Regions from separate parts of the Homo sapiens genome. Here all the other regions are linked to region 1. A link is a loop called in an ENCODE intact Hi-C map of the cell type or tissue named here. Cell type or tissue: endothelial cell of umbilical vein. All regions are shown on one strand. Region 1 overlaps LOC105371756 (a long non-coding RNA gene). Region 2 holds the start of LOC105371757 (a long non-coding RNA gene). Region 3 overlaps HNF1B (HNF1 homeobox B). Region 4 has its middle 26 kb from the start of HNF1B. Region 5 has its middle 79 kb from the start of TBC1D3K. Region 6 holds the start of LOC124903989 (a long non-coding RNA gene).

Region 1 (5,000 bases):
ATTTTTAGTAGAGATGAGGTTTCACCATGTTAACCAGGCTGGTCTCGAACTCCTGACCTCAGGTGATCCACCTGCCTCAGCCTTCCACAGTGCTGGGATTACAGGCGTGAGCCACTGCACCTGGCCCCTCATTCTTTTTTATAGATTTATAGTACTCTATTATGTACTTGTACTGTAGTTTATTCAACCACTCTCCTCCACAGGAGACTATTTTTTTCTGAGTCTGCTTGCTAGAGAACCATATGGGAATTTAGATTTTCTCAATTATTTCCCAAATACAAACAATGCTGCAATACATAAACTTGTGCGTATGTATTTTCATATTGCCGTAGGTGTATATTCAGGATAAATTCTTAAAATGATTACTGGGCCAAAAGTAAACACATTTGAAGTTTTTTTGAAACCTATAATGTTTTAATATAGAGATTTAAAGTAGTTTTGTAATAATATTATTTGTCTATATAGGTGTTTTGTTTTAGATTTTGAGTCACCAGACTTTGTCTTTTACACAGCACAATTATACCTTAACGAATATGTGCTGGTGACTATAAGCAATTGAATAACAAAATTATTCCTAAGTAGTATTAGATTTTGTATTTATTTATTTATTATTTTTTATTTTTGAGATGGAGTGTTGCTGTGTCACCCAGGCTGGAGTGCAGTGGCACAATCTCAGCTCACTGCAATCCCCACCTCCCGGGGTCAAGCGATTCTCCTGCCTCAGCCTCCCGAGTAGCTGGGATTACAGGCACGCGTCAAAACACCTGGCTAATTTTTGGATTTTTAGTAGAGACAGGGTTTTGTCATCTTGCCCAGGCTGGTCTCAAACTCCTGAGCTCAAAGTGATCCACCCGCCTCAGACTCTCGTCAAGTGCTGGGATAACAGGTGTGAGGTACCATGCCTGGCCTTATATTTATTTAACTAGTTTAGTTCTGAGAGTAATGCTGTATAAAAATAATGGGGTAGGGGGAAGAGCCCTTAGATATGAGAAATAATAGATACATAAGGATAGATCACATTCTGCCTGTGGGAATGGTTGGGGATATATTTTCACATCTCTAAGAAGGACGTATTTCCTCCCAGCAGAGGTGATGATCTGAAGTTGCTGGAAACATGATAAATAGTGAAGGGAGCCGGTCTGCCTGTGCTACAGGGCCTGGTTAATTACACTGTAAATCATGCAAATACTGACATGTTGAACAAAAAGCTTCTCCAGACATCTTATCCTTCTCACTAAAAGACAGTTCTTTTAAAAAATAGGCAGATTGGTAATTATCTCAAGCTGAGAATATACAAAATGCTGATATTAACCCCTAGAGATGCAGAAAAGTTTTAGGGCTTTGAAGTCTGTAAGGCATTAAAAAATGCTTAACAAATATGATTTACAAATCATACACTCTTGATTAAGCATTTTATTAGTAGGACAACCAACTCCCACTCCCCATAGCCTACAATCAGTACTATAACATTATTCTAGAATTTTATTATTTGTATCTTTCTTTTGGGAGCCTTCCCTTGTATATTGTCTAGGATTCACGAATAATTCTCTACCCCTTAGAAATGTAAATATTTCATTTGGAAATCTTTGTGCGATCTGGGCTTTCACAGATGGAGATCAAAGATAGGAATTAGTCCTCTACTCCACTCCTGACCAGTGTCAGCAAATCCTCCCTTGTCCCTTTGTCTCTTCCACAATAAAAGCAAAAGAATATGACCATGGTGTACATATTGATATTTTACCACTTTTATGTTACCATTTATACTGTGACCATTTCATTCACATGGTATCTTCCAGGTTGCTCCACTGTAAATTTTCAATTTTTCTCTTCGTAACTAATCAATACCTTGTGGGACACACTTTGTGACTATGTAAATATCCTGTTTCTCATATGTGGCAAAGAGTTTCATGAAGAGGACACAAATTCACAATAGGGGCCCGCAATAGATCTCCTTAAATATGATATTATTTAAACCACCTCATGCCAAACAGTCTATACCTGAAGAAAACCAAGTTTCATTAATTGCTGCTTTTATCTTGGCATCAATAATAAGAGGCAATGCAGCCTTGTTTAAAGAGCGCAAGTTTGGGGATCACACAGATTGGGTTCAAAACCAAGTATGGCCACTTACTACCTATATGATGTGAGAGGCAAGCTACTTAATGTCTCTGAGCCCTAGTTTCTTCTCAGAAAAATGAGAACACTGTAGTATCAACCTCATAGAGCTATTGTGAGTTCAATGAGCTCATATAATATGAAAAGTACCCTGAACCCAATGTGGCACATAGCAGGCATTCAATAAATGGTATCCATTAATAAATAATAATGGTGAAATTATTTTGGTTACTTTTGAACCCTGATGAAATTTTTTACGGATGGAGACATTCGGGCATACTTGACACCTATTCTATTGATCCAGCCTTACGTCAGAGCTGATTTAAAAACAGAAAAGCAAAGTCCTTGGTAGATTCTCTTCAGGAAATTAAACTGTGGGGTCTATGGGCCCAGAGTTCATGTCAACTCTTCACTTCAATGTGGACTGTCCATTTGGAGGTCAATAAGATGAGTCCAGAGAGCCCTTTATTCGAAGACTGGAGTGCCACCGTGAGGTCAGCATTGGTCCTTGCGCTATTTACTTCAATTCTGTCCTAATTAAAAGAATATTTGAGTAGTTACACTTACATTGCATTGTAGCCTAAAAGTACACTCTGTTGACTATTGGTGGCAAAAAAAAAAAAAAAAAAAAAAAAAACTGTAAGAATTTGGATTTCTTGAGTACTTGATTTGGATTTCTAAAGTACTAGACTATTGGTAAATCTTGAGAATTTGAAGCTGGAAACTCAGCCTCGGGGAAAGCAAGGTTTTTGTCTCACTGTGGGAATGGCTTCCGGATGTTATCCATAGCCAATCACCCTCTCCTCAACTCACTTTTAAATTAAGATCCTGAAGTTACAGTTCAAAAGTTCCTAGCTCCCGTTGCAAAGAAATAATAATTCCTACTTTCAAATAACCATTAGAAACTTCATTCAAATGTCCCACAAAAATCTCAAACTCAACGTATTCAGAATTAAACTTACTATGAATATATAGTCCTCACACAAACCTAGCCCTTCAGTATTCTCCCTTTCCGTGAAAAGGCTCACCCCTACTCAGTCACCTAAGTTTGAGACCCGGGAGTTATTTTAAGTTTCTCCCTCTCCTGCTATCCTCCCACATCCAGTCACTTTACCTCCTTAATGTCCTTTAGATCCGCTCCTTTCTCCTCTTCCTTCCTACAGCCACTGCCTTCTTTCCTCACTAGACTGCTATTTCAATATTGTCCTGGTCTCCCTGACTCCAACTTGCCTCTCTTCTGTGTTGCTGCTAAAGTGATGTTTTAAAATTAAAAACTGCCAGGCACAGTGGCTCATGCCTGTCATCCCAGCACGTTGGGAGGCCGAGGCAGGTGGATTGCTTGAGCCCAGGAGTTCAAGACCAGCCTAGGCAACATGGCGAAACCCCATCCCTACAAAAAATGTAAAAATTAGCTGGGCATGGTGGTGCATGCCTGTAGTCCCAGCTACTAGGGAGGCTGAGGTGGGAGGATCACCTGAGCCTGGGGAGGGCAAGGCTGCAGTGAGCTACGATTGCACCACTGCACTGCAGCCTGGATGACAGGGTGAGACCCTGTCTCTAAATAAATAAATATTAAATTAAAAACTTTATATCAGTGGCTTAACATCCTCTAATGGCTCTCAGTGCCTACAATATCAGGTTCAAAGTCCTCAGTATATACAAAAGGCCCGTCACAAGCTGGTCCCTACCTACCTGTCCAGCTCCAATTCTTGCTGCAGCATCCACTTCCAGCTTTGTTGAGCCACTAGTAGTTCCCCAAACACAACAGCGTGTTTCATCCCTCTTTACATTTGTTGCGCTGCTCTCCTCTCTACTTAAATACTTTTACCTGTGTTTTCTAATTGGTCAACACTTTATTTGTTAAGGCTATGCCAGCTTTGTCTTCTCTATAAAGTCTTTTCTAACTTTCCACAAAGCCCACTCCATCCTGCCACCCTTACTCCCTCACTTCCTACACTTATACTGCAGTGCCTAGAGAATTTCCTTGCTCTGTTTGCAAACAGTTCTCTGTCCCTTGCAAACTCAAAGCTACTTGAGACCAAGGACTGTGTCTAGTTCATTTTTGGATCCCTAAGCCCTAGTCCATGCCAGAAACACTGTAAAAACAACCACCACCAAGTTTGTTGAATGATAAACAAGGAGTGGAGAAAAAGTTTTCAAAAACATACTCTTAGGACATAGAGTGATCACTCTATTCACAACAAGTTATCCCAAATAGCTTTTCCACTGCAGTGTTATACAGACTTTGTGTTCTCACTTGCTACAGCTGAGAAACCATGTGTGTCTACCAGTCAGACCGTACTGGTTTTTAGAGAAATTCCAGTTATACAAAACCATGATTCAGTTTCCTCACCACTTTTGTTGACAATGCTTTTAAGTTGTTTTGTTTCGTTTTTTCCCCAGGAGGAAATGGTCCTTTAATGAGTCAGCTGGACATTGTGAGGGTATGAAATGGTCTAAGTCTAACAGTTTCTATTTGTCTTCTTTCATTCATTCATCTAAAATTTATCACAAAGCACCAAGCAAAAAACATAAGGTCCATTCCAAAATTCATTGAGGTTGGCAGTTTCAGGGATCTTTGTCTATTTCATTTCACTTCATTAATTGGACAAGATTACTGACCACTTACTGTGAAACAGACTCCATGAGAAGCAAACAATATGAAGATAAATGAGATGTAGGAACAGCCCTCAAAAAGCTCAAAGTCTGTGGACATACATGGAAATATCATTTCAATGCTATAGGAAAAGAGCTAAAATAGAGGTACTTATGAAGTGGCATGAGAACTCGAAGAAAGATGGACTATGTCAAGGAGGGGACATTCAGGGTAAGTTTCACTCAGGAGAGGACATGTAAACTGAGTATTGAAGAATATAAGGAGTTAT
Region 2 (5,000 bases), 170 kb before region 1:
CCTCCTGAGTAGCTGGGATTACAGGCGTGCGCCACCATGCCAAGCTAATTTTTTGTAGTTTTTAGTAGAGACAGAGTTTCACCATGTTGGCCAGGATGGTCTTCATCCTTGACTTCATGATCCAACCAACTTGGCTTCCCAAAGTGCTGGGGTTACAGGCATGAGCCACTGCGCCTGGCCTATATTTTCTTTTTTATGTTGCTCCATGCTGTCTATATTTTCCACTTTTATAGGCAGAACCTTACTATTACAATAGATGATTGTAATTCACTAAGGCCCTGCCTTCCTTGTCAAGACCGTGAAGCCCCATTCACACCTAGGCCTGGGTAGTTAGCAGAACTTAACATACCCCTTCTCTCTGCTATAACATTTGGCCCCTATGACCAGATTGTAGCTCATCCCAGATCTGGATTCTCTCCTCCAGAGTGGTAGGAATCTACCCCCTTAGCCTCCTGTCTAGAAGAAGAACAGCATTTACTCAGTGCTAGTTATAGGCTAAATGCCTTGCATGTGTTACATTTACTCTCTCTAAGGTTCCTAGCAGGTTGGTTAAATTCTCCCTGTTTACCAATGAGAAAACTGAGACTCAGAGGAATTAAGGCACTTGTTCAAAGATCACACCTTTTTTCAGTCTGGGCCATTTCTGCTAATAGGCATTTTAACCCTGGCTTCATTTAAAAGTTTTCTGGGCTGGGTGTGGTGGCTCACTTCTGTAATCCCAGCACTTTGGGAGGCCAAGGCGGGCGGATCACCTGAGGTTAGGAACTCGAGACCAGCCTGGCCAACATGGTGAAACCCCATCTCTACCAAAAATACAAAAATTAGCAGGGCATGGTGGTGGGCACCTGTAATCCCAGCTACTTGGGAGGCTGAGGCAAGAGAATCGCTTGAACCCAGGAGGTGGAGGTTGCAGTGAGTCGGGATAGCGCCATTGCACTCCAGACTGGGCAACAAGAGCGAGACTCCGTCTCAAATTTAAAAAAAAAAAAAAAAGTTTTCTGGAAAACTTAAAAGAAAAACAAACAAAAAAAAAAACCAAGCCTGATTCCCACTACAAACCAATGACATCCACATCTCTGGGGGTAAGGTCCAGGTATTGGTATGTCTTACAAACACCCCAGGTAGTTCCAGTGTGCAGCCAGAGGGAGATCCATTAGGGGGTGCCAATTCCTTGAGCTCTTAACCATCCTCCCAACCCCAGTAAAATAGTAAACAGGAAATACTTGCTTCTTGTGTCTTCCTCCAGGCCCAGTTGGGTTTAACAGAATTGCACCAACCCGACATTTATTGTACTTGATAGATACTGCTGGACACCACGTGCTTATTGTAAAATAATCACTTGGAGCACTAGGAACCACAATAGATCAAGGCCAACACTGTGCATTAGCATTTAATAGAGGAGCCCAAGGCCTCAGCCAGGTGGGTGTGGCTGTTTAAACACTTGATGACTTAAGGGATTTCAAATATTCACTGGACAATCTAAACTACTGGTCTCATCACAAACACCACATCCAAAGAAGAAAATTAGAATTTTTTTTTTTTTTTTTTTTTTGAGACAGAGTCTTGCTCTGTCGCCCAGGCTGCAGTGCAGTGGCACAATCTCGGCTCACTGCAAGCTCCGCCTCTCAGGTTCACGCCATTCTCCTGCCTCAGCCTCCCGAGTAGCTGGGACTACAGGTGCCCACCACCACGCCCGGCTAACTTTTTTTTTTGTATTTTTAGTAGAGACAGGGTTTCACCGTGTTAGCCAGGATGGTCTCCATCTCCTGACCTCGTGATCCGCCCGCCTCGGCCTCCCAAAGTGCTGGGATTACAGGCGGGAGCCACCGCGCCTGGCCGAAAAAAGTTTTTAAATAATTTTTAAAATTATAGTTCTTTCTTTTCAGCTTTATCCCATCACGGTTTCAGGTTGTTTCTGAAGTTTCCTTCTGTTCATGTCACCACTAGATGGTGCACATTACAAAACATTAGCCCAGGAGCGGAGCTGCATTTGTCACTTTGCAATAACTAGAAGGGAATCAGAGGTAGGGCTGCCAGATTGACCAAATCAAAATACAAGACTTCCAGGGGCCAGGTGCAGTGGCTCACACCTGTAATCCCAGCACTTTGGGAGGCCCAGGTGGGTGGATCACGAGGTCAGGAGTTCGTGACCAGCATGGCCAATATGGTAAATCCCCGTCTCTACTAAAAATACAAAAATTAGCTGGGCGTGGTGGTGGGCGCCTGTAGTCCCAGCTGCTGGGGAGGCTGAGGCAGAAGAATCGTTTGAACCCAGGAGGTGGAGGTTGCAGTGAGCTGAGATCACACCACTGCACTCCAGCCTGGGCGACAGAGCAAGATTCTGTCTCAAAAAAAAAAAAAAAAAAAGGGCTTAAAGTTAAATTTGAATTTTAGCTAAAATATCGCATGGGACATACTTATGCTAAAAAAAATAAAAATAAAAATAAAACCTACTCGTTGTTTATCTGAAATTCTAATTTAACTGGATGTCCTAAATTCTACCTGGCAACTCTACTGCGGGGGGGACTTCAGGAAATAAGTAGATAATACAATAGCTCTTAGCTTTTTCAAACACTAGAATTTTTGCTGGCATGCTTGGAGGGATCAAAAGACTCAAAGCCACAGGAAACAAGCCAGCAATTATGACAACACCATCACAACTACAGCACGACAATGTCTTCAGGGTCCAAAAGCCTTAGCAACGAACCCACTACTTCCTGGTTTGCCCCCCAAGTCATTGCGTTCCTGCCCTGAACACATCTCTTATGTAATCAAGGCAAAGTTCTTGAATGCTTCAGCAAACTCCCTTGCTTTCCTTGGCAATGGCTTGATGGAACCTTGCCCTGTGCCATCTAGATCTTAAAGTAAGTTGGACCTAAACTATTTTGAGGCATAGAACCTCAGTGTTCAGTTTGACAGGGAAGAGTGTAATCATTTGTAAGAAAACTAATTTTTATATGTTGATCAAAACTTAGCAGCATATATGTAAACGTGGGTATTGCACCTCCTGCCCATAGCTGGCAGCCCTTGGCCAGCCTCAAGTTTAATAACTCGTGGAGAAGAAAAGCTACTTAACCTGCATTCGGAGCTCTTTCTTGACATGCATTGGCTTGACCTGCTTGACCATAAGCCCTCTACAAGAAGGGACCATCTTTACAGCATCTTGAATAGAGAAAAGCTGAAACGCAACCTTGAATTCAGGGTATTGCACTCTGAATCAATGTTGCACTCAATATACTTTCTAGAAAATGGATTGTCCCCACTTTGTGATCCAAGCTGTCGTCCACAGATCTACCTGTGTGACAAAGGGGTCCCTGAGTATAGGATAGGGAGATGAAAAAAGAAAAAGAGAATTGGAGAAGCTCAGATTGGAAGCATTAACCATCAAAGCTTCAGAGTTGGAGCCCACTCTGATATCTGATTACTCTCTCTGTTGAGAGGGTGAGGAAGGCCTGATGGTCAGCTAGCTCAGTCTGAACTCCACTATTTCTTTCTCCTGGAAAATGATTGCTTGCAGGAATAGGTAACATGGGAGGAAACATAGATGGTACGATTCATTCTTGACTATGCTCTGAAACTTGTGAACACATTGAGAAGAATCAACTTTCTTACTTCTAGAAACCCATTCCAAGTAGAGCAGCCCCACAGGAATGCTGCCTCCCCCATAAGACTAAAAAGAGAATATTCGGCTGGGCGTGGTGGCTCACGCCTGTAATCCCAGCACTTTGGGAGGCTGAGGTGGACAGATCATCTGAGGTTAGGAGTTCAAAACCAGCCTGGCCAACATGGTGAAACCCCATCTCTAATAAAAATACAAAAAAGTAGCCAGGCATGGTGGCGTGGCGCCTGTAGTCCCAGCTACTTGGGAAGGCTGAGGCAGGAGAATCACTTGAACCCGGAGGCAGAGGTTGCAGTGAGCCGAGATCACATGAACCCGGAGGCAGAGGTTGCAGTGAGCCGAGATCACACCACTGCACTCCAGCCTGGGCGACAGAGCAAGACTCCATCTCAAAAAAAAAAAAAAAAAAAAAAGAGAGAATATTCATTTTGCTGGTGAAGAGGGGACATTTGGGAGCCGGGGACCTCCTCTTGGTAGATTCCTGACAAGTTGTGTAAGTCGTTAGGCCCAGGGGAGTTTAGAGAAGATCATGAGGTTTTTCACCTGCAGAATGGGTACATGATCCCTTCGCTTCCTCTCGGTAATCCTTAACTAACATACTCACACCTAGGAAAATTTAGGTCCTAAAGTTAACATCCTGTTTAGACAGCCACATAAGAATTGTCAGGCAGTGACATGATTTAGACATTTTTGCTCTGTGAGATATCCTGAATTCCTTAGGTTAACACATGGATAAACATGCAAAGGAAAAGACCCCACATTTTTCAGATTTTGCTCACAATCCTCAAAGCATAACGGTTCTGGAGGAAGCTGAGCATTCCTACTTGGGAAGGGAGGGTAAGAATCAAGATTGATTGAAGTGAGTCATCCTAACTCCCCTGCTGAGAGGTTCCCATCCCCAGGAACTCTGCCTGTCTGCACGGATTCATTCCTCACACACTGTCGAGCATCTTGTGTGCCAGGTGCTGCAGATGAAAATATCGCATAGTTTTGCAAGTGAGAAAACCAAGACTCAGAGGGTTCCCAAGATAACATAGCAAGTGATGCAGCTGAGATTTTAACCCAGGCAGTCTGGCTGCAGAGAAGCTGGAGTACTTAGCCATTATAGAAACTTCAACAACAATCAAAACGCAGTTCCTGGGCCGGGCGTGGTGGCTCATGCCTGTAATCCCAGCACTTTGGGAGGCCGAGACAGGTGGATCATGAGGTCAGGAGATCGAGACCATCCTGGCCAAGATGGAGAAACCCCATCTCTACTAAAATACAAAAAATTAACTGGGCGTGGTGGCACGCACGTGTAGTCCCAGCTATTCGGGAGGCTGAGGCAGGAGAATCGCTTGAATCTGGGAGGCGGAGGTTGTAGTGAGCTGAGATCACACCA
Region 3 (5,000 bases), 60 kb before region 1:
ACCAGGGGCTTTTAAAGGAACGTTCAAAGGTCTAGGCTCATCTGTCTTTTGACAGAGCAGCTCCACCGTTATATTTCTTATATAATAAAGTTTTGTTGGGGAGAAAACAAAGTATAAAAACCACAGCAGCCTTGGAATATGCTGCCTGGATTCTAACAAATGGCTCTTGAGTCTCTCCTGACATGCTCCCTTGTAAAGAAGCCTTTTGTTTCCTGCGGAAATCCTTGGTTAATTATTTTTAAATAAATAATTGCGTAGCCTTTGGTAGGGGAGAAGCCTCCTTGTGACCCATATTTGATCATCAGAGGGCTGGCCCTTTTCCATCAGCCAAATTAAATAGGCTAAATCCAGAGACTGTTTGACTTGAGACTGAATCGATGATGGGGACAGGCTGGGAGGTGAAAACACAACTGACTCCCAGCGTTATCAACACTCTCTCAGGAGCAGAGCCTCTCGGGGAGGTAAATAGCTGGTTAGGGAGTCAGAGAAAGCAGGAGAAAAACAGGGTGAAGTCCAGTTCCTCCAAAAGAACAGAGCAAGAGGGCAGCGGCTAGACCTCTCTCCCAGGTTGCTTCCAGGGCAAAGCATCAGTGGTTCTGCCAGGGTAGGATTCTTTGGAAACTGTTCTCTACGGAAAGATAATTCCATTCAGTGTTTAGAATCTGTCCTAAGCCATCTAGAATTCTAGGATCTTAGGGCAAATATCTTGGGGTCCATTCCTGTACCAGCTTCCTCCCCACAGCATCCCCACCCATAGTTGCCATTTATATGGCATTTTGCAAGAAACTGTATAGATGTTACCTCTAATCCAAAAAGAGTCCTGTTGAGGAGGCATTCTCTCCATTTTTCTAGAGGAAACAAAGGCACAGAGAGGGAAAGTAATTTTCCCATGATCACAGATCTATTAAGAGCAGCATCAGAATTTGAACCTGAGTTGGTTTCGCTGCAGAGTCCATAGTCTTCCCACTGCCCCTCCTTGATAGAAAATTCTTCCTGTTATTTATTTGAAATCTGCCTCCCTGTTTTCCATTGAACCTAGCTCTGCCTTCAGAGCTCATAAGGTTCAAATCTCTTTCTTCTTTCATGTAACAACACTTTGAACTGTTGGAAGCATCCTACTGGGAACTGGGTGGCAGACGTGAAGAAAGAAGGCCTCATTTAATCCAATGGGATGGCATCGATGGCAAACAGGAGACGTGGGGGCTGCAGATAGGTGCACAGGAGGACAGGGGCCTGGGCACCGGCTGTTGACTTGGGGAGCTGAACGCTGTTCCTCCTTTTAACTTCATGATTTCTGTCCTTCCCAAAAAATGTAGTGCCTTAAACCAATACACCAATGCCAGCGCCATCCCACTGTCACCACCACCCCCACTAGCAGCTCCTTGATTCAAAGAATGGGGAAAATGGCCAATAGAAAAGCTCATAGAGCAAGCGTCAAGCCACTACATACTCAGACAAGTTGCTCTTGAAGGTTAGAACCCAGCTTTAGCATTTGTTTTGTTCTTTTCCCCAGCCCTCTTAAGCTCTAGGTCATATCGGCCTTGGGTAAAGTCCTTAGGAAGATCCAAGGAAAACTGGCTTGGGGCTCATCTAGTCTCATCTTGGTAAGCTTCATCTTGGTGAATTAGAGGCAGATTATGACACTGATTATGGCAGTGCCTGGCCCCTGGGGGAACTTTGTGGTCTCCTCTGGAAGGTGGGGCTCTAGCTAGGGCAGGGGGTGGGTGGATGAAAGAGCAACAACAGAATCAGTGTACAGGGATGGTTCATCTTGGGAAACTGGGCAAAGGAAGACGTGCAGCTAAAGAGTTGGTCCACCTATCCAGATAATTCCATGCCTAGAGCATTTGGTCTCTGCAGGACAGGGTCCTCCAAACCTTTTTGTCAAATCCAAAGCAAAAAACAAGAACACTGTCTTTCTAAGCACTGAGCTTAGGGGTGAGATGCCCCATGTACCCCCAACCTTGTCCTTGACTGTTTCATGGGCACATCAAGCAGGATTTCCATCTGCAAACTGGACCCAGGCGTTCTTTTAGCTTCCTTCAGTTGCCTGATCTCTGTCCAGAACTTTTCTTTCCTGAGAGCAGACCTCCATTTTGGTTCCCGAGCAAGAGGGAGGGTCAGAGCAGCGAGGTTGTAAACATGTTTGGTTCTACCCTTCCCCTGCAGAGCAAACTCCAGTGGTTTACTAAACATCCACATCTGCCTGTGTGTGGTGCTGCCTGCCCCACCTCCCAGCAGACACACCTTTCCCTGTGCCCTGGAAGGCAGCCAAATGGGACCCCCAGCAAAGGAATGTGAGTTCTACAGCCTAGCTCCTAGACGCAGCTTCATCCCTGTCCTGCTCTGCCTGTGTCCGTGCCCCTGACCTCTTGGGCCTGGCCACAAAGGTGGTACACAGAGACTGATGCCTAAGCTACGGCTCTTTCAAGGGTCACTGGACAAGGGCTTCTTCTTCGTCACATGGGTCTACTTATACTTTGCAGCACCACGAGGGATGCCAGGGAAACATTTCTAAAAGGCATTTTAAAGAATAAAAAATACTCCAGCCAGTAACAGAAGGCTAGTCTCAACCCCCAAATCCTCAAAGAACTGTGCGGAAGCAATAACAAACAGAATCCATCCAGTCATTCATTTATTCATCAGAAGTTTACCGAGTGGCTATTCAGTGCCAAGGCACTGGGGATACATCAGTGAACAAAACAAACGAGATAAAAATTTCCTGCCCTCGTGGCGCTTACATTCTAGAATTAAATAGAGAACATGCCATATTTACCCTGGAGAAAAGCAGCCGATATTTCTTGTGGGTGGACAGGGGAGGAGAAAGCAACTTTATTTTCTTATTACCCACCCTTGAAAACAAGAGGTGCCGAGTCATTGTTCCAGGACCCTGGTGGCACTAATGTTCCCTACTGGGTTTGTGTTGTTTTGCAGGAGTGCGCTACAGCCAGCAGGGAAACAATGAGATCACTTCCTCCTCAACAATCAGTCACCATGGCAACAGCGCCATGGTGACCAGCCAGTCGGTTTTACAGCAAGTCTCCCCAGCCAGCCTGGACCCAGGCCACAATCTCCTCTCACCTGATGGTAAAATGGTGAGTACACCTGGGCCATTGTCGCTCTGGAGCTGATAAGATAAGAGGCAAAACAAACACAACTTCTCACAAGGCCTGCCTCAAACAATGAACCATTGTAGCCCCATAGGGGAAAATGAGGGCTGTCCAGAGTCGGAAAGGAGAGGTAGTGCTGGTGACCCAGCCTTTGGCGGGTAGAAGAGGTGTTCGGTTTGAACCCAGCCAATAAATCTGACAGAGTTCTGCTCTCTTTTTATTGATTGAATGCCTCATAAAGGAGCAAGCCCGGTGGGACACTGTTTGTTTTGGGGCTTGCCAATGACATTTGTGTTGATAAAATGTTCATTCATCCCTCCCCCCAAGGCCTCCAAAGCCAATTTTTTAACTTAGAGAGCACCTCACTTTGACACAAGCCCCCTCTTCCTCCTTACCATCCCCTTGGTACTGACAAGAAGAGTCATTAGCAAGTCAGGATGTAGTGGATAGGAGGCGATGGGGAGAAGCTTCTTGAACTGGAACAGTGAAAGACATGGGACACCATGACAGCGAAGATCACAGCACAAATGGTAGATGGGGTGGGGCGATGCTTAGGGAGGGAGAAACACCAACTTTGAAGTTACAATTGCCCAGGTTCAAATCCCAGCTCCAGCTCTTAATAGCTGTGTAGCCTGAGCAGGTTACTCGACTACTTATGATCTCTTCCTCATCTATAAAATGGGGGCGGTAACAATAGACTTGGTGGGGGCATGAGCGTGATAACATTTGAGAAATACTCTGCAGTGTTTGCCATAGAAAATAGTCAATAAATTGCAGTATTGTTGTTGTTGTCGTGTAAATGTCAATATCATTCTCATTAAATGAAGTTTTCTATATCCGTAACCACAGCCCCACACCCAGATGCAAGTTTAGCACACTTGGTGAAGAATGCACAATTTGAATTTGAATTTTCTACATCAAACTAGATTCTAGGCCAGGTGCAGTGGCTCATACCTGTAATTCCAGCACTTGGGGAGACTGAGGCAGGTGGATCACTTGAGGCCAGAAAGTTTGAGACCAGCCTGGACAACAGGGCGAAACACCATCTCTATTAAAAAAAAAATACAAAAATTAGCCAGGAATGGTGGCATGCACCTGTAATCCCAGCTACTCGGGAGGCTGAGGTGGGGAGCTCACTTGAGCCTGGGAGGCAGAGGTTGCAGTGAGCTCACACCACTGCACTCCAGCCTGGGCAACAGAGTGAGACTCGGGTGTCTCAAAAAATAATAATTAATAATAACAATAAAATAAATAAAACTAGGTTCTAATTAGGATTAGGTTCTGATCCTGTAGCAACACAAGTGCAGGAGAGAGTGGCTTATGGGAGAACAGGAGCATTACGACACTGGCAAGGGTAGAGAATGGAAAGCTCTATTCTTTGGGTCATGCTCTGTTTTTCAGGGGAGGGAGGAGCCGCAGATTCCCGACTTTCATGCTGAAGGTGGAGCTGCACACATTCCCAGAGTGGGGGCCAGGATGGGTGAGGGCAACAGGGTGCAGAGGCCATTTTAGATCTTGACGTGTGTGCTGTGTAGGCAACACAGAAACGGTGAGTCACAGGTGATCGAGTCCCTGGCTCCCTGGAGGAAAAACAAGTGTGGTTTCTGAGGGGAGCACTGACCCGGCCAATTCTGGTTTCAGAGGACCTGAGCTGCTTGCCCTGGTCGTGGTCTCTGCAAACAAAAATGAAAGGGCATTCCTGGGGGAGGCATTTTGCAGCCCTCTTCTCCTACTCCCACCTATCCCTTAAGAAAGATTCTTCTCCATGTGAAGAACCACTTGTGTCAGTTACCTGTGAGAGGCACAGACAAGTCTTTCTGACTTCTCAAGAGTGTCCCAAACAAGTTAGGGTTAAGGATTACCCAGGCTTCCATGGAGAAGGGTGCCTTA
Region 4 (5,000 bases), 120 kb before region 1:
GATGAATCCAGGTTTGCATCCTGACTTCTGCATTCAGTAACTTTAGTAAGTCACCGAACGTCTCTGAGTCTTCATTTTCTCATCTGCAGCATGGAAGCCCGCCTCTCAGTGATGAGGACTGGAGTCCAGCACAGAGCCTGGTTAGAGTAGGAGTGTTTCCATGTGGTTATCCATTGATTGTGGAGGAGCCGCTAAGGTCCAGCTCTCCCCACGCCAGTGAAGCTGCTGTGAGACAATCATTGGTTATTAGAAGTGCTCTCTAAATAGTGAAGGATGAGCAAGAGGTTCAGTGGCCCCTCAGTGAAAAAAACTAATTACCCAGGATGTTTCTCCAGCTGCTACCTTTGCCATTTCCTTCCGCTCCTTCCAACTGATGCCACCAGAATTTGCCCAATTCTTCCACCAGTGGGATGTCTCTATCTTTTGATAAGACTATCCATTCCCCAATCTCCTAAGATGTTTATCTTCATCTTCATTGTGCCTAGTCATTGATTTTCTTGTTTTATCCCCCTTTCCAAGCTCACCAGATGCTCTGTGCCTCAACTGTTCCACACTGCTCTTTGCATGTCCTGTAGTTGGCACACAGAAAATTCTAGTAGGGTGTATGACACAAGGGCAGTGACCACATCCCCAGGTCCAAGCACCATGCCTACCATATAGGAGGTGTTCAATAAATGTGTGATATGTGGGTGAATGAAGGAAGGAATGAATCATTAACAAGTTGTATGTATGGCCTGAGTGGAGAGTGAGTTATCCAACAGTAGGTTCTTGCAGAGGACCTATTGTTGGCTGTGAGCAGAGACTCACAAGACAGGTCAGCCAGGCTCCCTGGGAGGCAGGGCGGATTACGTGCAGCCTTTCTGCTACATGTTTCATATGTATCAAGCCTGTCCAACCCATGGCCCATGGGCCACATGTGGCCTGGGACAGCTTTGAATGCAGACCAGCACAAATTTGTAAATTTTCTTAAAACATTATTTTTTTTAGCTCATCAGCTATCGTTAGTGTTAGTGTATTTTATATGTGGCCCAAAACAATTTTTATTCCAATGTGGCCCAGGCAAGTCAAAAGATTGGACATCCCGATATATATCATCTCATTTAATTCTCAAAAGAACCCTAGCCTTGCAAGGGGAAACCCCATCTTACAAAGAAGACTCACTCGCCTGGTTACCCAGCAAGGTGAGGAGTCTAACCTGGGTCTCTCTGACTCCAAAGCCAGTGTCGCTTCCTCACGCTGGGGGTTAAGTGCATGGGCTCTGATGCCAGACAATTTGGGTTCATATCCTGATTTGCCTCTTACTAGCAGAGGGAGCTATGACAATTCAAAGGACTCCCAAGTCATGATTATCTTTTTTTTTTTGAGACGGTGTCTCGCTCTGTCACCCAGGCTGGAGTGGCACGATCTCGGCTCACTACAAACTCCGCCTCCCAGGCTCACTCCATTCTCCTGCCTCAGCCTCCTGAGTTAGCTGGGACTACAGGCACCCACCACCACGCCCAGCTAATTTTTTTGTATTTTTAGTAGAGACGGAGTTTCACTGCACTAGCCAGGATGGTCTCGATCTCCTGACCTCGTGATCCGCCCGCCTCGGCCTCCCAAAGTGCTGGGATTACAGGTGTGAGCCACCATGCCCAGCCCCCAAGTCCTGATTATCTTATCTGTAAAATGAGGATAATTATATTTCCTACTTCAAGAGTTGCTGTAAGAATTACATGAGATAATATAAGAAAAAGATCATGAGCCAAGCGCACAGTAAGTCTTCAGTAGCAGCAGTAACAGCAGCAACAATAGCAATAGTAGTAGTGGTGGTGGTAGTGGTACTAGGAATGGTATGAACAGTGGTAGGAGTGGCAGTGGTAGGGGTGGGATTCATAATGGCAGGAGTGTAATTAATAGTAATCATAGTGGCCAAGTGCTGTGGTTCACACCTGTAATCCCAGCACTTTGGAAGGCCAAGGCAGGAGGATTGCTTGAGGGCAGGAGTTCAAGACCCCATTTCTGGAAAAAATTTTTAAAAATTGGTCAAGTGTGCTGGCATGCACCTGTAGTCCCAGCTATTTGGGGGCTGAGACAGGAGGATTACTTGAGCCCAGGAGTTCAAGGCTGCAGTGAGCTATTATTGCACCACTGCATTCCAGCCCGGGCAACACAGCGAGACACCAACTCTTAAAAAAAAAAAAATAGTGGTATATTGGTGGTGGTGGTATTAATAGTGGTAGTGGTAGTAGTAGTAGCAGTATTAATAGTGGTAATCATGGTAATAGTAGTGGCATTAGTGGTGGTTGTAGTGATAGTAACACTAGTGGTGGTGGTGGTAGTGGCAATAGTAGTGGTATTAATGGTGGTAGGCGTGACCATAGCACTAGTCATGTAGTGGTAGTAATGGTAGTATTAATAGAGGTTGTAATGGTTGTTGTAGTAGTGATATTAACCGTGATAGAAGTGGTGGTAGCAGTAGTAATGGTAGTGGTTGCAGAGTAGGGTATTAGTCGTGGTGGCAGGAATTGAGTGGTGGTAGTAAGTAGTGGCAGTACCGGGGTGATTTTAATGTTGACGTGTCCTGAAGGCATGGTGGAATTTGAGGATGTCAAGTGGGCTTGTTAACTTAAGGTACTTCCACTCTGGGAGACGGGGTGAGTATAGCAGTGGGAGAGGGATGCAACGTAAACCTGTATTCTGGGCACCCAGTTGTCCTTACGAGCAGGAGAGCTGTAATTCCCAGGCACAGCCACAAGGCGGGGGCAATGATTTGGCATTCATGACATCGGAACACGCCTAGGGAAAAATAACTGGCTCAGGAGCTGGGAGCACCCTGAGGACCCTAGGAGACTCCCGGGAGATGAAGGAGAGTTGGTTGGCTGAGCTTCAGAAACAGTTTGATCCTTGGGGTTTAAGACAGACATCAGCAGAGCAGGGTCAGCCACAGGAAAGCAGGAAGGGAAAGTGCAAAATGGGACGAGAGCAACAGGGGTGACCCCAAAACTGTGGTTCTCAACTTGTTTCCACCTGAGTGACAACATTGGGACAGGGTGTGTGTGTGGCCCTCACTTCCAGGGGTGGGTGGACGCAAATGGGACACAGATGACGAGCAGTTCCCCTTTCTTTCTCACTCATCAGGACCCTCTATTATGTGGTGGGTGTCCGAGAGTTTGAGGACCACTGATCTGGACCAGAACATGGTGGCCAGAGGACGCAGAGAGAAAGTTTAAAAGGTACAGTCATCTTTCAAGGAGCTACCTACACACAGAGGACTAGAGTGGCTGAGGGTGGGCTGTGGGTGTCAATGCTAAAAACATGGCTTTAGGGTTAGGGTTTATAAAAGGGGCCCAGATTCCAATTCTGGCTCTACACTTTTAGCTACATGACCTTTGACAAGGAGATAATATTAGTACTGGTAGGTTTGTTGTCCAGAGTAAATGAGATGATATCTTTAAAGAGCTTAGCATGTGCCTGGTAGTAACTACAGTTAACTGCTCAAAAAAGGGCAGCTATGATTATTACTATCATTATTGTTACATGGGCGTGATGATGGAGAGAGATTGCTTTTAAATCCTCTCTCTACAATCCCATCAATGTTACACGGTCTTATACAGGAGCTGTCCTGTATTTTGCTCAAGGTGTGTTATGTGTAATAGAACTGGCTTCCCAATGAGATTTCAAGGCCCCCCAGGGTAAAGCTATATGTCTCTTGACTTTTGGACAATTCCAATTATAACTCTGGACATAGAGTAGTTGGGTGATCAATATACTTGTCCATTGGTCTGTTGTAAAATTGGTAGCCTGTAAATTTTCCGGCATGGCACCTAACAAAGCAATGCAATCATTATTTGCTAAAGCACCCGCTGTATGCTGAGAACAGTGGGATAGTCTAATTTGGGGAGATTATCCTATGCATCCCTGTCTTCTCATTGCTAAGCTATGACTCTGGGGGAGTCCACTGAATCTCTCCTCTTCCCTCCACTCTGACCAAACTGACCCCATTTTTCTGGGCAGAAACACTGGCATGGAACAGAAGAGACAGTGCTAGAAACTAACTTGGTTCCGTGAATTTAGGCCTTTGTTTTTCAAGTTCACAAGACCATTTCCTGAGGGACTAGACAAAATCGATATAAAGTTGCTGTGACACTGAAGGAAAGGAAGAGAGAAAGAACCGAAAGTCCTGCTTAAATAAACTCAAGGGAAGCCAATGGGGTAAAGGTCCACATTAAATATCTTCTCTGGTCTCCTTGGCCTCGTTGCTCTTCTGCCTTATGGGTCTGTTTCCTCCTGTGGAACATAAGGGTACAAAAGCAGTGGGTTGCCAAGGTCATTTAAGGACCCTGGACATAGCTCTATGTGGAGACTCACGGTGACAGAATTCTGGCTGCTTTTTAGTCACTAACCCCCTGTGTGGCCAGGGCCCCGGAGTCACTCATCCTCTCTGCACCTCAGCTTCCCCAAGTGCAGGTGACCTCCAAGTTTGCCCTGGCTGACCTTTAAAGGCCATCCCAGCCGGGACACCAATGCTAACGTTCTGCCCAGTTCTGCCTGCCCTGCTCTCACCCCTGACCCAACACTGTTTGGGGTTTGAGTGGTGGGTGAGTTTCACTTCTTTTTCTTTGTCTCGATGGCAGGTAACTTTCGTGATGACATACTCCTGCAAAGATGGCGTGGGACATAATTCTCATGGATGGAGGTGAACATGACTGTCCCTTGATACAAGGGGTAGAATTGATTGGGTTGCTGTTGTCCTTTGAGAATCACCACCCGACTCTATGTGGCTGTTTCTTCAATTGCAAAATGAGAGAGCATGTTTCCTTTTTAATCAGCAATATTACCCTTAAGGAAACCTTGAAGGGCAGTTCTATTATTAAATATCTCAAGCACAAACTTTGATAAATGGCTTCTTTTTTTGCAAATTACAAATTGAATAGCCTTCTCTCCTCCTGTGCTCCTGCACTCTCTTCAACCCCGAACTACAGGGGCTCTTTCAAGGGCAGTTACCCCTTTGAGATGGG
Region 5 (5,000 bases), 190 kb before region 1:
TGCAGCCTTGAATTCCCAGGCTCAAGTGATCCTCCCGCCTCAGCCTTCAGAGTAGCTGGGACCACAGGCATGTGCTACCAGGCTTTGCTAATTTCTATTTTTTTAATTTTTTGTAGAGATGCAACCTCGATATGTTGCCCAGGCTCTTCTTGAACTCCTGGGCTCAAATTATTCTCCTGTCTTGGCCTCTTAAAGTGCTGGGATTATAGGCGTGAGCCACTGCGCCTGGCCTCCTCTCTCCCTTTTTCTGTTCAGGATAAGCCAGTGGTCCCTGGGGTCCTTTCTCATCTGTACCCCAGGAGTCTTCTGGAGCTGAACCGAGGCTCTTGCACACGCACATCTGGGCTTGGACCCAACATCATCAGAACTGACGCTCTAGACACATGGCTTCGACTCCTTTCATAAAACGTCCACATCAGCAGCTTTTACCCATTTGTTCAACAAATACTCATTAGCAGGCTCCTGTTCCCTCAGCCTTGGTGTAGGCCCTGGGGTTACTGGGGGTAATGGTGGGTATGGCCCCTACTCTCATGAAGGTTAGTGGTGAGAGAAAGGAAGAAATAACTACACAAGATGCTTTTGGTGATGAACGCCCTGAAGAACAGAAAGCAGGGAGATGTGGAAGTGCCTGGGGTTGGCAGGGCAGGCCTCACAGGGGCACTTGAGTTGAGACCTGGACGATAGATCACGTCAGAGTACCAAGCGGGGCTGTTTGTCACAAACAACAGTATCCCACTCTGGTTAACATAAGCAGAAAAGGAATGCATGGGAAGGGGTGTCAGGTGGTTCAGAGAATGAGCTGGAGGCCTGGAGAGTTGGGCCAGCACACAGGGGCTTCCTAAGGGAGTCGGCAGCCAGAACCTTCAGCGGAGTCATGCTGCAGAGGGATCTGGTGGGGACCGAGCTGCCGCCACCCTGGATACTGGATGCCATTTGGGCCTTGAAGGCCAGACCCTCTGGCAGGCCCCCAACAGAGGGACCTTCAACCTGGGCCTGCTGACCTGCCCCAGATGACAGGTTTGTCTTCTACTGGGCGTCTTTTAGAACTCAAGACGGCTTCCCATCTCACGCATAGTGAAAGCAACAGTCTTTATAAAGTTCTACATGTAGCTGGTGCAGTGGTTCACGCCTGTAATCCCAGCACTCAGCACTTTAGGAGGCTGTGGTGGGATTGCACGAGCCCAGGAGTTCAAGGCCAGCCTGGGTAACATAGCAAAACCCCATCTCTGCGAAATAAAAATTAAAAGAATAGCCAGGCATGATGACACATGCCTAGTCTCATCTACTCAGGAGGCTAAAGCAGGAGGTCAAGGCCGCAGTGAGCCATGATCACACCACTGCACTCCAGCCTGGGAGATACAATGAGAACCTGTCTCAAAAAAAAAAAAAAGTTTCTACATGACTTGGGTCCGATCCTCTGCCCCCATCCATTGTTCTTCCCTTGCCCCATCCTGCTCTGGCCACATTGGCCACTTTGCTTTTCCTCAGTCATGCCAAGCATGGCTCTGCCTTCAGAACCTTTTCCCCAGGTGTCCCCATTGCTCCCTTCCGCCCCTCCAAGTCTTAGCTCAACACTTACCTTGAGGCCCGCCCGACCTGCCTATTAAGCATAACCTTGCCTGCCCACCCAGTTCCTTTATGCTCATAGTTTTTGCTACTGGTCACCTTCTAACATACCATTATTGTGTCTTCATAGATGATCTCCCTGATGACTGTCTCTCAGGGGCCCAGGCAGGGACTGACGTTAGAGTCAATACTCCACAGCTGTTTGTTGAATGAGTAGGTAACAGCATGGCTGGCTGGTCCTGGTGCAGAAAGTCTTGGGAGGCCTCAGTTTGCGTCGTGCTTCTGTCATCAGCCAGCTGTGTGATTCTGCACAAGTATTTTAACCTCTCTGGGCCTCAGTTTCCCCATCTGTAACTTGGGGGCCTACCTCAAATGGTTCCTGGTGAAGAGTAACAAGACCATACCCTAAGTTCCAGTTGCCTTTTCCTCTGCCTTTCCACCTTCCCCTCCAGCCCCTCCAAGTCTCTTTTGTTAAGACAGGGTCTCACTCTGTCACCCAGGCTGGAATGCAGTGATCTCGGTTCACTGCAGCCTCTATCTCCCAGGCTCAAGTGAAACCCACCACAGCCTCCCAAAGTGCTGAGTGCTGGGATTACAGGTGTGAAACACTGCACCAGCTACATGTAGAACTTGATAAAGACTGGCTTTCACCGTGTATGAGATGGGGAGCCATCTTCAGTTCTAATGCAGCTGGGACTACAGGTGCGTGCCACCACACCCGGCTAATTGGTTTTGTGTTTTTTTTTGTTTGTTTTCTGTTTTTTTTGTACAGACGGGTTTCTCCATGTTGGCCAGGCTGGGCTCGAACTCCTGGTTTCAAGTGAACCTCCCAACTTGGCTTCCCAAAGTGCTGAGATTACAGGCGTGAGCCACCATCCCCGCCCCCTCAAAATCTGTTAGGACGACAGTCTCGCCAAGGCAATGCAGTCGCAATATGCCGTTTCCATTGCAATCACAATATGACATTTCCATTTACTTTGGATTATACGTCATTATGAATATTAACAAGACTTAAAAAGGACACCTTCGGGTATGTCAGATGAAAGTACAAAAATTGCGTTGTGGGGCTGCAGTTTGAGGACAGTGTCTGCAGCCGTCACGTGGTAGCAAAACGGTGTTAAGCATTGCAGGAGAGTCTGCATCTACGACAGCCAGAGTCCATACGTCGGGAGGTTTATTTGGTTTGAGAGGGAACAACAGGCAGGATGGGCACCACCCGGGGCTGGACAGTCAGGCGGGCTAGGGTGCGGTTCCTCGCACTCGCCACTAGAGGTGAGGCGTTTACCGCTTCAGGGCTGGAAGATGGGCCCTCGGGGACTGGCTACTGCTGGCCCGGGGCGGAAACCTGGGCGGGGGTTGGATGCGACGCCTCAGGCGGCCCCCCTGGTTACTGACACCCGACTTTGGCATGACTTTATTTGTTTTTCCCCCCATCAGATTTCCTGTCTTTGTGGGCTGATGGACTAGAGGAAAGATGCCTGTTGACGGTCAAAGGCAGAGCCTCTTCGGCAGCTTCTTAAAGCGCCTTCTTTAACAGAGAAACAATCTGCATGGGGTCTAGAACGGTTCTGAAATCCTGCTGAAGGTTTCGAAACTTCCTGGGGGGGGTCTCCTGCCAGAGCGCCTACGCTGCCTCTGGGCTGGCTGGCCAGTGAGCCCCGTCTCACAGCCTGACAGTCCCCACATCAGCCCGGACCGTCTTTCGGGACCAGCCCCATTTGCACAGCCTGAGCTGTAGAGGGCCCTGGAGTTCGGAGTTCTTGTCCCAACTGTGCCCCTGCAGGCCTGTTCCACCCACTGAGGCTCAGTTTCCCCATGTGCCTAATGAGGAAGTCATGCTAGGTGGGGCTTACAGCCTCTTGCAGCTTTGCCATTGATCACTTCCGTGTCTTCAGAGAGGCTGCCAAGTCTCCTCTGAATGAAGTTCCCCAAAAAGCAAACGTAAGAAAATACACAGAGCTTACCCAGACACCAGGCCCTTTAGAAATAGACCATTTCTTACCTTAGGCCCCCAGAAGGTCCTCATTCTAGCTTTGTGGAGAAAAGAAGAGTCTTTGCCTCAGCCCCCAGAGGTTGGGGTGGGGTGGCTGAATTTTGAGGCTGGGATTGGCAACTCTGGTGAAGCCCAAAGTGACACGGATGGTTTCAAAGCCACCTAGAGGATAAGGTGTCAGGACAGTGACAAGACCCCAGGTCCCTATCACACACCAGAGCTCACTGAGCCTCCACCTGGGGTCTCTGCTGAATCTCTGACAGGCTAGGAGAGAAGGGACTGGGGTTACTGACCCCCAGAAAGTCAGAGAAAGTGGCAGTTGGAGGACCTGGGTTTGAGTCCTGGATCACCCCTTCCCCGCCTTGGCAAACTACTCAGACTCTGGAAACCTGTTTCACCTGTAAGATGGGGATGACAATCAAACCCACCTTGCAGGGCCGTGAAGATGCTTAAGACAAGTGCATGCAAAAACTTTCACACACACAAAGCCTTCCTAAAGATGGGGAGACAAGGCCTCATGAGCAGCAGGTGGCCAGGCACTATGTGGGGGCTGGAGTCCTGTTTTCCCTTCAACCTGGGAAAGGACTGATGGGCACTTAGTAGGTTTTGAATCATGACCCTGGACCTCAGGTGGCGGTATGCTTTGTGTCTGCAGCAGAAGGCCCCAGCCTCGTGCCTGTGAGTCCCACTACCGATGTTGAAGGGGTGGACAGCAGGCGGGTGAGCCCCAGGCTGGCAGCTAGCAAGACCTCTCACGTGTGAGCCCAGCACCCCACTTCCCCTGAAATGTGATGTCCAGTGCTCCAGGCTGGGGGCCGTGGATCCTGATTCCAGCTGTGTGAGGGCTGGAAGGCCCTGGGCAGGTCACCTGACCTCTCTGGGCCTATTTCCATCACACACTTGAGGGGCTGAGCACACTGGACTCTATAGCTGTACAACTCCTTGGCTCTGCTTTTGTTCCTGAGGGCCCCTTAGTAGGCAGGGAAAGTGAGGGCCTCAGGGCTGGGCCCCAAGACTCAGATGCTCTCAACCCCTTCCTGGAGTGCCTAACTCAGGGGAGCAGACAGGCCCAGCAGGCAGGGTGCCTCTCTTGCTCAACTCCTGGAGCTATATGTTTTTTTAGCTTACTATTTTACTTAAGAATAGATCATGAGCATTGACTATTCTAAAACATGACTTTCATGACTATATAAAAGTCCATTGTATCAATATACAATCACTTAACCAATTCTTTATTGAAATGGTGGTGTATACATACAAGAAAATACCATTCAGCCCTAAAAAAGAAGGGAATCTTGCCATTTGCAACCACATGGATGGACCTGGAGGACATTATGCTAAGTGAAATAAGCCAGGCACTTGTTTTCCAATTTCTGGTTGATTGATGTGTAACTCTTTAGACGTTGAATCTTATTTGGACATGGGATGTGAGGCACAGACG
Region 6 (5,000 bases), 51 kb before region 1:
TCCCATACATGGGCCATCTTGAGGCATGAGAAGGCTGAAGGGAACTGTGGTTGTGGATATCTCTTTGAGAGTTTTAATGTTGATGAGTATTCAGCATATTTCCAGCTTCACTATGACAGCTCAGGTGTCGTTGTTTCTCAAAACCATCCTTGTGACCCTTGGATGTATTGCTGGATGTCTTGGGAGAGATCTAAGGGTAACACATTGGTCATCTTTCTTTCAACCTTGTATTGCTCCATTGTCCTCTTACCTTCCTTGTATCTAGGGCTCATGTTGGCCACCTCTTTGTTTTGTTTCTGCCTTTTTCTTTCTTCCCTCTTCTCTCCCTAAATCAGCTTTAGCTAGGGTCGGAACTTGGATTCTCACTTCTGAAGAGAATGACTTACACATCCTTTGAGGTCAGAACAGGGCTAAGCCCATTGGAGGCACACAAATTTATTGAATATGTGTGGCTCTCACTCTATCCTTAGCTGCTTGGAAATTGACACACAGTGCATTGATTTTGGCAGAAGGAAAATGGGAATGGGGAAGCATTTAGAGAACTCACAATATAAATGATCATTTTAAATGTATTGCCTTTTGACTGGGCCCTCTGGTATATGGAATATGGTAATTATACTAATACCAGAGTTTGGAATGAGATAAGATACCTAAAACCAGCTTGTTTGCCATTTAGAAGATTTGATTAAAAGGCCCGTGGGGAAGATATTCCACTTATTTCTGCAACCAAAATAATAAACAAACTGTCCCACTTAACTTCTTTCTTTCCATTCTAAGCTTTCACTGCCATACAGTTATATATATATATATACTATCTGAATTAAAATTTTCCCTGGGGCTAGTCTGCATCTTTCCATTTTGTTCTTTCTAATTTCCTCTACTCATATTTCTCTATCATTTCACGATGCTCCTTAATCTCCTATTCAGATGGGCTGCACCAGAGTGCACACTGACCTCAGAAGGATGGCTGTGTGTGTACATATCTGTGTACACTTGGGGTAGACAGAGCATGAGAAATGGTGAGAATCACCAGAAGACTGCTGAGACACAGAGGTCCTACACTATGGAGTGTTAGGATGAGAAACTGGTTGCAGGCATCTTCATTTAACTGACTGATGTGTTGAGTACCATGGGCCCTGCCTCAGAATTGCGGAAGCCTGTGGAGAAGGTGGTAACAAATTATTTGGCAGGGCCAATTCCTTATTCTCTACTCATTCTCACCTCTTCATCCTATTCTCTTTCTCATCTCTTCCCTGGACTGGATAGCATACTTCCCAAGCAAGAACCAGTGCCCAGAAACAGAAACAGATGAAAAGGTCAAGACTTACCCACTGAGGGAGCTGGAATGACATCAGAGGCTCTCAATCCTGGAATTGAGGCACATCAGGATCACAGACTGCATTGAAAATAAGATTCCTGGGCCCCACCTCTGAAGGTTCTGACTCATTAGGTCTTGGGTGGGGCCCAGGAATGTATATTTGTTAAAGAGCTCCCCCAGATGATTTCTGAAGCACATGCAGGTTTCAGAACTATGCCTTCAAATGTCATCCACTCTAGACAGGATCATTTGCTTTTTTGGGCAGCAGTTTCTCAAAAAGAGCAGCAGCAGTGCTCTCAAAGATTTCTCAAAAACGGCACATTCATGGAGCTTTCTGGGAGACTGAGACCATAAGCAGGAGGTAGGAAAGGGAAACACGGTCATCGGTCATCAGGGTATCTGGTGAGATGCTGGCTTGAGGAGACGCTGAGCCCCCTGGGGAACTGGAGACAGTGCTGTTCTGAGGGTGATCAGAGGGTGGCACCCCCAGCCCCCACCCAGGAGAGCCAGAAGCAGGATTCATCCCCTGTCCTTTCTGCTCAGGGGTCTCGCCTTTTAGGTTTCTGATAACAGTATCAGCTAAAGCTCTGAGTAGGCAATTGTTGAGGACTCCGTGTTATCTCCATTGATGACTTCCCTCAAACCTGCCTATGAAACCGTCTCCATTTCAGGAAAGCCTCTCTAGGTGTCCCTTCCACATCCACCTAAAACAGACCTTTTTCTGGATTCCTTCTTCATCCCATTCTTCCCCCAACTTCCCAGAAAGCAAGAACACAGGAACACAATCGACCCCAGGAAGCAGGTCCAGGTGTCTTCTCTCCTGATCGTCCTGTCCCCACTCCGATCCTACCTTAGCTGTCTTCCTCCGTGTCGCTCTCAGGGAGGAGATAGAGCATGGGTACCAGGGGATCCAATCCTCAGAGTGCTGGCCCGGGTTCTAAAGAGGCCTCAGGATACACAGTTCCAAGTTACAGAGGCCCTGACATCTCCAGAACAGAAAGATGGGAAGACCCACTATAAATGCCAAGAGTCAACCTTTAATGTACTACTTCCTCTTTCTAAAACCTGGTCCTTTTAGTGCCACAAGCCCTATGCTGCCACATAAGATATGCCCGCCTCGCAGACTGGCTGAGTTCCAGTGTTTTCTCCCCTCTCTGTTACAGTCAAGGGAGTTGGCACCTGATTTCTCTGGGGGTCTTTGTACAGTCTACTAAATAAGGGTCTCCCAACCTCATACTCCCGGGACTATGGAAGTTGTTTTTAGTCAAAATTTGGGTCCCTGCACACTCCTGCCCTCTACTGGACAGACCGATCTGGGCAATAACCTGTGCCTCAGTGTGGACATCTTTAACTCTGCCCTGCGGGCACCAGGGCAAGCCTCTCTCACAGCCTGGCATGGATGGAGTGGGCAGGTAGAGCCAGCTTTTCCAAAGCCCTGGTAACCTCAAGAGAGCTAAGTTTGGGAGGTCACAGGATGACTCTGGGAGACTCTCAGGCTTTAATCAGATCTGTTTAATGCCCATCTCCAACCCACAACTCATTGTGGAACTTGAGCAAGTAAATTAATATCTCCAAGTCTCCGTTTCTTTACACTTGCCTCCCATGGAATCTCCTATGTAACAGGCTCAGCCCGGTGACTGGGACATTGAGCGGGGGCTCAAATGATGGCATCCATCCACCTCTCCTTATCCCAGGAGCTGTCTGTGATCTTTTCCTCTTGCTCCCACAGGCCTCAACACCTCCCAAGCACAGAGTGTCCCTGTCATCAACAGTGTGGCCGGCAGCCTGGCAGCCCTGCAGCCCGTCCAGTTCTCCCAGCAGCTGCACAGCCCTCACCAGCAGCCCCTCATGCAGCAGAGCCCAGGCAGCCACATGGCCCAGCAGCCCTTCATGGCAGCTGTGACTCAGCTGCAGAACTCACACAGTAAGGACACGGGCATGTGGAGGGAGGGAGCACTCAGGACCCTCAGTGGCCAACCACTTTCCCTCTCTGGGTCTGAACTTTCTCGGAAGTTTATTGGCTTGGTCACTTTTCCCTGCCTATGATCAACCGACTAAGACAATTTCTCAAGCATAACTCTTGAGTGTTGCTGTACCTTTTCTAGTCCTCTTCTCTACCCCTGAGATTCCCAGGGAAGGGTTTGAAGAGGACAGTGTAGGCCTACAGATGAAGGGGAATTGGAGCCAGACAGCATGTGGAACACACACCGCCAATTTCCCATTCCAACACCTCTGGAAAAGATCGCGTCCATAAACCACCAGCACCTTTTCCCAGTGAACTTCAACTTAGCCTTTGCAATCTAAACTTCCAAGCAGCCATTATCAAATGATCACAATTGGCATCTAATTTGCATCCTGTTTGCCTTCCCTAAAAGAGAAGAATCTTCTAGAGTCCCGTGTCCTCCAATTTATACACCCCAAACATCTCTAATCAAGAACCATGAACACAAGTGAAAAATACCAGTGGCATGCCATCCTGGGCATTAGAGTTTCTTCCTCCATGCCACCCCTGCATCTCTGCACACAGACTGTTTCTCATATCCAATTTCTATACCTACCCCAAGCCTACCTTTCGACCACTTATTTCCCATCCAATCCCATCCTCTGTTTCTCTGCCTTTCATCCTGAGTCCCAGGCTTCCAATCCTCTGGCCAGGTCTGGCTATAGCCCCTGACACAGGAGTTTGGGGAGGAATCGTGGCTTCTCTGCTTCAGAAACCCCAAGGAAGTGTTCAGTATAAAGCACTAGTCTTAGATCAGACAGACCTGGATTTAAATCCTGGCTGTGATACTTACCAGCTGTGTAGCCTAATGCAAGTTACTTAGCCACTCTAAGTCCAATCTCTACATCCATAAAATGGAAATAGTATGCATTTAGAGTCATTATGAATATGAAATAAACATAGGGGTAAACTGCGTTTGGTAAGCATAAAAAATTATAAAGATTATTTATAAAGGGACTCTTAGAAGGCAATGATGGTGAAAGAGGTTTGTGTTTCTTCCCTAGCTGCATCGGATAAGCTGTGGGTTTGGGGGAGAACAGCCAAGTCCAGCCTTCTATCTTCAGGGCTCAATCCCCACTCGGGCCTGTGGAGCTGGTTTCTGAGCACCATCTCACATTCCAATCACATTTTAGTGGCTTCTGAAAATCTGCCACAGCCTGTAGCAGAGTCTGAGACCACATGTGCCCCACTTCCCTTCCTCCCAGAGCCTGGTGATGTGCTCCCCACTTACCCCATCCCTTCACCTGGCCAGGCTTCCTCAGTGGCGAGGCCTGGGTGGGATAGTCAGAGAGTGGTCACCAGCGACCTGTGGACTGCTGAGGCCCAGCAGGCCTGGCCGCCCATGAAGAGAGAGCCCATGGTGCCCTGGACCAGGAAATAACCTGCCTCCCTGCATGAGAAGGGCAAGCCGAGGCAACAGCCAGTGACCTTTGCTCCCGTTCCGTACCGGAGGCCTCCCTGGTAGGCCCTGTGTTCTGAGAGCAGGTGGTCTCTCCCTCACAGCCAAGCATCCACATGCTTTCGGGAGTTGGTTATGTGACTTGGAATTTACATGAATCTTATGGATAACTAATATGAGAAATCCCCACTATAACCACCAGCCCTTTTATCTACCTGAGGAGATGGGAGCTATGGTGTGGGATGGGGGCTCTGTACCTGTGTCTTTGCCTGTGTATGCAC

What was found. Hi-C counts contacts between places; a loop is a spot of excess contacts. Peaks named below come from ENCODE experiments on the same cell type or tissue, not always from the same donor. Only the 100,000 strongest peaks of a DNase experiment are listed, where the experiment ranks them.
Region 2: it touches region 1 in a loop (15-fold over the local background); 36 of 110 quality-filtered maps call a loop at or near these places.
Region 3: it touches region 1 in a loop (5-fold over the local background); 7 of 110 quality-filtered maps call a loop at or near these places.
Region 4: a loop joins it to region 1, with 18 times the contacts of the local background. A loop is called at or near these places in 37 of 110 quality-filtered maps.
Region 5: a loop joins it to region 1, with 3 times the contacts of the local background. A loop is called at or near these places in 4 of 110 quality-filtered maps.
Region 6: it touches region 1 in a loop (9-fold over the local background); 13 of 110 quality-filtered maps call a loop at or near these places.

The regions. Positions count from the first base shown.
Region 1 is chr17:37,648,203-37,653,202 of GRCh38, reverse strand. LOC105371756 (a long non-coding RNA gene) reads right to left here. Exons shown (of 2, transcript NR_188617.1): 2 at 1,383-2,648. Among named protein-coding and RNA genes, the nearest start is that of DDX52, 7.3 kb to the right of the region's middle. In endothelial cell of umbilical vein, a CTCF peak has its summit at 2,610 (motif pointing left); DNase peaks (open chromatin) are centred at 2,582 and 4,542; H3K27ac peaks cover 2,248 bases.
Region 2 is chr17:37,813,421-37,818,420 of GRCh38, reverse strand. LOC105371757 (a long non-coding RNA gene) reads left to right here and starts at 2,710. Exons shown (of 4, transcript XR_934721.3): 1 at 2,710-2,864. In endothelial cell of umbilical vein, a CTCF peak has its summit at 1,964 (motif pointing right); a DNase peak (open chromatin) is centred at 1,960; H3K27me3 peaks cover 1,106 bases.
Region 3 is chr17:37,708,598-37,713,597 of GRCh38, reverse strand. HNF1B (HNF1 homeobox B) reads left to right here. Exons shown (of 9, transcript NM_000458.4): 5 at 2,935-3,095. It overlaps LOC124903989 (a long non-coding RNA gene), which reads right to left. Exons shown (of 3, transcript XR_007065733.1): 2 at 3,506-5,000; 3 at 2,623-3,127. It also overlaps a transcript of LOC105371754 not described here. Among named protein-coding and RNA genes, the nearest start is that of HNF1B, 34 kb to the left of the region's middle. RefSeq lists enhancers at 1,784-2,305, 2,306-2,827. In endothelial cell of umbilical vein, no CTCF peak of the experiment used is centred here; a DNase peak (open chromatin) is centred at 2,947; H3K27ac peaks cover 394 bases; H3K27me3 peaks cover 761 bases.
Region 4 is chr17:37,768,856-37,773,855 of GRCh38, reverse strand. No RefSeq gene overlaps it. Among named protein-coding and RNA genes, the nearest start is that of HNF1B, 26 kb to the right of the region's middle. In endothelial cell of umbilical vein, a CTCF peak has its summit at 2,723; a DNase peak (open chromatin) is centred at 2,735.
Region 5 is chr17:37,842,718-37,847,717 of GRCh38, reverse strand. It overlaps the pseudogene YWHAEP7. Among named protein-coding and RNA genes, the nearest start is that of TBC1D3K, 79 kb to the left of the region's middle. RefSeq lists enhancers at 3,026-3,526, 3,862-4,361. In endothelial cell of umbilical vein, a CTCF peak has its summit at 2,805; a DNase peak (open chromatin) is centred at 2,857.
Region 6 is chr17:37,699,225-37,704,224 of GRCh38, reverse strand. It overlaps HNF1B (HNF1 homeobox B), which reads left to right. Exons shown (of 9, transcript NM_000458.4): 7 at 3,048-3,242. LOC124903989 (a long non-coding RNA gene) reads right to left here and starts at 1,400. Exons shown (of 3, transcript XR_007065733.1): 1 at 1,329-1,400. RefSeq lists enhancers at 831-2,030, 2,679-3,179, 3,180-3,680. In endothelial cell of umbilical vein, CTCF peaks have their summits at 2,421 and 2,623 (motif pointing left); no DNase peak of the experiment used is centred here; H3K27me3 peaks cover 1,823 bases.